Linked DNA regions of Homo sapiens: region 1 is linked to region 2. Evidence: read pairs that join two places in POLR2A ChIA-PET (ENCODE). Cell type or tissue: Panc1. All regions are shown on one strand. Links, peaks and the distances in the headings refer to the core of each region. The heading gives the core; the rest is flanking DNA.

Region 1 (2,923 bases), core at 126-2,625, 370 kb after region 2:
GTGACCAGAATCCTCAAAATACTTAAAGCTTAGATGTAAGTGGTGAAATTGAGATCAGTGAATAAGCTGGATACAGGGTCAATTGTTGATTCCACAGCAGAAGTTCTGCATGACTCGAACAAGGCTTTCATTGAAACTATTCTCTGTCTTAAGAACTATAAACTACTATGAGGTCTCTGCATGTTAATACAGTATCAAGAATAGAATTTTCTTTGTAGCTCTGTAGACTTAATATTTACCAAAGACTCTTTAGTGAAATATATCTGTTACTTTGAATAATTAAGTTTAGTAGAAGATAAATTTAAGGATATGGATATAAAGACCAGGGACTACTCTGGCAGTATAAAATGTTTTAAAAGTAATACATTGGACTCTGGAACTTCATTCTACCTAACAGCATCATCTGCTTACCAGTAGGAACAAGGCACATAGTATTCTGTGGCAAATGCAATTGTTATTGAAGACAACATTGCAGTATGAGGTAACAGAGGAAATTATGAAAAAGAAATCCTGGAGCTATTGAAAAGTCCTAGGATAAGAATGTCAGTGGGTCCCTAGGTAATGGTTGTTGGTTTGGGGACACAGGAGAAAAGACTAAGGGATCTAGAGGTTTCTGATTTTGCACTGGTGTGTGGTTGGCAGATACAGGAACCCCAAGTGACTAGGCTTTGATTTGCTTTCCTTAAAATTTTTACTCATCCGGTTTCAGTCTCTGTCTCTGGTATTAGGTGAAAAGACATCTTTTTCCCTGCTGCTGAGACTGTATGTAATTAGATGAAAGGAGAAACTAGAGGCTCGGGAAAAGCATTGCTGATTTGTACCTCGGCTTAATTCCAAAGATTCTGCTTGTGAAAATTAACTTTTTCTGCTTCTAGGTCCATGGCACTCGTTTCTAAGAGGAGTTTGAAAGTTAGCTGAGTGTATGAGGAGGAGAAAAAAGGATCAGTAGGTTGGACTAGATCCATATATCACATACTTTCACCAAGAAATTAGATTTATTGGGTTTTATGAGCACCAGGCATATGCTAAGCACTTGATATATTATCTCATTTAATCTTCAGGACAGTATGAAAGAGTAACAGGTCTTATACCACTTTGCAAGATAAGGAAAATGAAGCTTAGAGAGGTTAACTAGCAGTCATGTTAGAGTCAGACTTGAACCCTCGTCTAGCTGATGGCAAAACTCAATTTTAACTACTACACAATACTGCCTCCCAGTGGCTGGAATTTGGTAAGCATTCAGCCAACATCAGCTACTGAGGTGGTGGTGTTTTTCTTAGGGGGAAGCTGGTCTTAAATCCTTTAGGCTTAAGTCTCAAAGGCATATAGAAAGAGGTCTTGCTTATCAGAATTATTAAGATGTCTACTCTCTTACATAAAAATGGCTAGTTCAAGCCAAGCTCCAAGTGTGACTGTAAGCAAACAAATAGATGACTACCTTGTTTATGAAGCATACTTTGAATTAGTTCCTAGTCAAATATAAAAATGCTTGGTGGTCGCTTGAAGCATAATTTGTGCCAACAAAATTCCACCAAGCAAAGAGATTCTGTAGTGTCAACATTTAAAACTTCTATAAATACTTCCTTCAGTTTCCACAAAGTATAAACTAATAAAAAAGAGAAATAAAAAGTCAATAAAGAAAAAAAGTACTTTTTTGGGTAGAAGGCTAAGAGAATGAATGCATGTAATATGTCTTGAAGTGTTAAGAAAATATTTTCTTTAGTTTTTAAGTAGAGTGAAGAAAAAATAATATGTGTGTAAGGAAGGACAAAATTTAGTTGTTCACAGGCTTGGCCTCAGGCAAAATTCTAAAATAGGTATTTTTCATGTACACGTCCCTAGCACACACACACATGCACAAAGTTGTTCTTCAATGCCCTTTTCTCAATGTTCAGTGTTCTCTCTCTTCAACCTCCAAAGCGTTCACTTTTTGGTACCCCCTCGGATTCCCTAATTTCATTCTTTGTTTCGAAATCCCACTGCACAGCTTCTCACAGTATAGACATTTCCTCTCTTCATTCATCATAACATTGCAGTGGACTAGCCCATTTTTTTCAAGATATTGGTAGGTCACTGGTTAGCAATGCCTATGAACAAATTATAATTAAGGTCTTAATGAATGGTAAAAGGCTTAATGTTTTATTTTACCTTGCTGTATTTATTTCATATTATGGACTTTTCTAGATAAAATGCCTCAGATCGAAATAATTAGTTCCAAATGATGGGAATTTCAAACTCTGTGATAGGTTGGTGAGAAAGCGATTTCTGCAAAGCTGTCTTTGCCCCATGTTCCTTGAAATATGTGCCAAAGGTAAATGTTTACTTTACCTATGTATAAGGTTGACCCTAGTGAACAGGTATATTGAAATATTATAATCCCTGAGAAGAAAGGTCACTGATAATGGCATTAATGCTGCCAGTCCTTACTTTCTATTAAATGATACTTCAATATGCAACATTCTACACTTGATCTCTGGTAAATGGATGTTAGTGACCTTGAGTCAACAATCTTTGCCTTCTTTAGACATTGGATAGCACTATAACATTTTAAATTTATAATTGTGTTTACTTTTAAAATGGAGTTTAAAAGTCTTTAAACTGGATAGGTAGAGAAATTGAAATGACGATACAGAAAGTCTGTAAATGGTTGGATGGATATCACATATCACACCATCTATGGCTCAGCAGTAAATGCACTGTGATGGCAGAACCATGAGGGTATATCACATTAATGCATAATTCAAGGTCTTTAAGTATCTGTGAGTCGTTGACAAGATACATTGCCACGTGTTTTACAATCCACCATGTCAATTCATTGTCTTTATAACGTTAAATGAATGTGGGCTATAGGCTTTAAAAGTTTCTGGACCAGCTTCTTCATTATGAAGAAGGTATTGTTTCTGTCCACTTGTGCTGTGTGGAA
Region 2 (2,923 bases), core at 136-2,635:
CCAGTAAGTCAGAGAGTGGCATCCTTCCATGAGTGGTTATGCACTTCAATTCAGCCAGATTTAATTTGGTTAACAAATATTTCATGTTACCTACACTAAAATGGATTAGTGGCAATCAACTTTCTCTTTTCAGGAATTGAGGCAAAAATTAACCCTTCTGAGCATTAAAAACAAACAGAAAGCAGAGTGGAAGTTGTGGAATAAAGAGGAAAATATGTGCTATAACCAGGGCCAGAGGAATTTGCAATTAGAATAAAGAACAAAATGTTCTGTCCAAAGAAAAGACAAATCCAAATCTTTTTAAGTTTCTTCCCAAGGATTCTCTCCAAGAAGTGAAGACCCAGAAGCAAGTTCATCTTTAAAAATTTTAAATGCTCAATCAAATCTATCTTAAACATTTGTTTTGTTATGCCTAGGGAAAAGATTATTTTTCTAACATTACTGTCTTAGCAAACAATGATAAGCTTCACAAAAATAAAATGTTCCATTTTGCTTTATTACTGAAAGCTATGAACAAAATTATTAAAATTAAAATATGAATTGAAATATTTTATAGTCCTAAACTTGTTTAAGTAAAAGGATTTTGTATTGTCATTTATTTGGATAAAATATTATACATAGGAACATGATTCAGTAAGAAGCAGGCATAGGGCCAGTCTTTCTAGAAGCATCCAGGAGATTAACTGGAAGTACCAGTAGGAGGTGTTGGTCCCTTTCATAGTTAAAATTATTTTATAGCTAGGCTCCTAAGTAAGGTGTTAAAAACAAGCTCAACAATATATAACAATATGATATTAATGTATTTTCTTCTAAGGAGCTAGAAACATTTCATATGCTTCAAACATAATCTATTTTTATGCATGGCAAAGATGCTAATAATGTTTCTTCAATTAAATGAAACAGTCCAAATTGAAAGCTATGAGAGTATTAGGAAAAGATGTTTAAAAAGTTGTCAATCTATTATAGATTTCTTTCTACTGAAGATTATGATTCCCGAAAGGGTTTGAATGTCTATTCCTGAAAGGTAATAGAGGAGACAGACTTCTATTAATGTTAAGTCCTCTGACATTCAGTCAGTGAAAATAAAAGGAGAAAGCATTAACTTTTAACAGTGGAGATGTTAAAAAGAAAAAAACAAACGAGCAAATTCTAAATAGCTGTGTGGAGCAAGGTGACTCAGCCTAGTTTAACAGAGAACGAAAATGTAATCAAATGAAACCTACGACCTCTGTACCAGAGAGAGTGAGGGAGACAAGAAGGCAAACACAATTTAAGAATCTGCGAAGAAAAAGTAAAAGAAGTCACATATGTGTGCAACATTCTGCTCAACCTTGATGCAATAGGTGGTCCCTAAAAGAACTGCAGGTCTAAAGAGAGTCAGGCAAGCGCCTTGGTACTTCCTTTAACCGCAACTTCAGCATCTTCCCATGACCCATTTTCACCTAAGGAAACTGAAGGCAACTCCAGGCAGCAGGGCAGAGTGAACCAGAGCTATGTGAACTGGTCACCAACCACCTGAAACCACACCTCTAATTTCCAAGTGAAAGCAAATCCCCTTGACTTTTGCCTCAACCTCTAAGCAGATTCCACAACTGGCATAGGCCCTTTATCTAGTCAAGAGTGGGATGTAGGTGTGTGTGTACCTGTGGTGTGTGTGTGTATCTGTGTGTGTGTATTCAGTGGAGTAAGGGATAGCTAAAACGACCAGAGGAGTGAGGAGCAAGGGGTTGGATCCTGAGGAGGAACTGCAAGAGTGAGAAGGATTAAGACAAGAAAAAGGACAGAGACTGGGTCCCATTCTCTCACTTTCTCCAGTGCCTAGCATAGGGCTTTGCACAATATAAAGACTCATGAGTGAATCAGCAAAAAAGCATATCTGTTGAAATTATATGTTCACTTTACAAAGCATTACAAAATGTGAATTATCAGGGAAGGACTCCTTTTCCCTCATGATGATCACAATTTAAAGGAACCAAAATTAGAGTAGTTACATCAATAAAGAAACCTACAGATAACATACACACACACACTTACGCACAAACACACACAATAATCATTTGGGTTAGAAAAGAGAACTGAAAAAGAACACATATGTGCTAGGGAATACTAGTAAAAACAAAACATATTACTTCATAACTGGGAGAAACTCATTCTTGCCAGTGGGATTTTTCTTCTTTTCTAAATATATTAAATATCATATTGGAATATATCTGAGGTGATACGAAACATATGTGTTAGATGGTATTATAAACCAGAAGGATTAAATACCACATCAAACAAACTGAGCCACATTACTCTGTATTTCCTTTCCTTAGCTGTTCCGGAACTTTAGAAATAATACAGGTAACACAGGACCTGTACTTCTCAGCCTTTCTTTTGAGAGCTGTAAACAAGTCTTTCTCTCTTTTCAGCTTGTTCAAGGGAAGAGCTGGAGCATCCAGCAGCTCTCTGCCACCATCTCATGCCTAGACGGGGCTGCATGTTTTATTTCTATCAATATTCTGTAGGTCTAGGTTTGGTGGAGCTTTTTATTCTGATAGTGGAAGGAACTACGTCATATTCCAAGCAAAGATGCATGCTCACCAGAGACAACAGCCATTCAAAATGTTTGTTTTGCCCCCACCAACTTGGGATAGAATTTTTTACAAATGACAAGGGAGAATAAATGCTTAAATCAATGTTTCTCATGGTATGCTCTATGGAACACTGGATTATACAGTTAAATCAGTTTGGGAAATGTGTACTATAACCTCCTCTTCAATATTCATAATACCTATTAGCATTCTAGGGGCTCTAAGAGGTCCTATTGTAAAGAAACCCAATTAACCATAACCCTAACTTACTTGACAATGGAATCCTCTCTTTTACAGGATGGGGCAAGCAAGAAGGAGGGTGTGAGGGATGCAGGGAACTGCCTTCTCAT

What was found. Peaks named below come from ENCODE experiments on the same cell type or tissue, not always from the same donor. Only the 100,000 strongest peaks of a DNase experiment are listed, where the experiment ranks them.
Region 1: POLR2A ChIA-PET joins it to region 2 with 6 read pairs; 1 of 35 experiments calls an interaction of 5 or more read pairs at or near these places.

Annotation. Positions count from the first base shown.
Region 1 is chr2:164,060,116-164,063,038 of GRCh38, forward strand. No RefSeq gene overlaps it. Among named protein-coding and RNA genes, the nearest start is that of FIGN, 330 kb to the left of the region's middle. RefSeq lists a silencer at 1,044-1,338. In Panc1, for the core only: CTCF peaks have their summits at 1,218 (motif pointing left) and 1,420; a DNase peak (open chromatin) is centred at 1,206; H3K27ac peaks cover 1,095 bases.
Region 2 is chr2:163,691,601-163,694,523 of GRCh38, forward strand. The region is part of intron 2 of FIGN (fidgetin, microtubule severing factor); the gene reads right to left. It overlaps LOC107985957 (a long non-coding RNA gene), which reads right to left. Exons shown (of 2, transcript XR_001739759.2): 2 at 1-2,923. Among named protein-coding and RNA genes, the nearest start is that of FIGN, 43 kb to the right of the region's middle. In Panc1, for the core only: a CTCF peak has its summit at 709; no DNase peak of the experiment used is centred there; H3K27ac peaks cover 1,529 bases.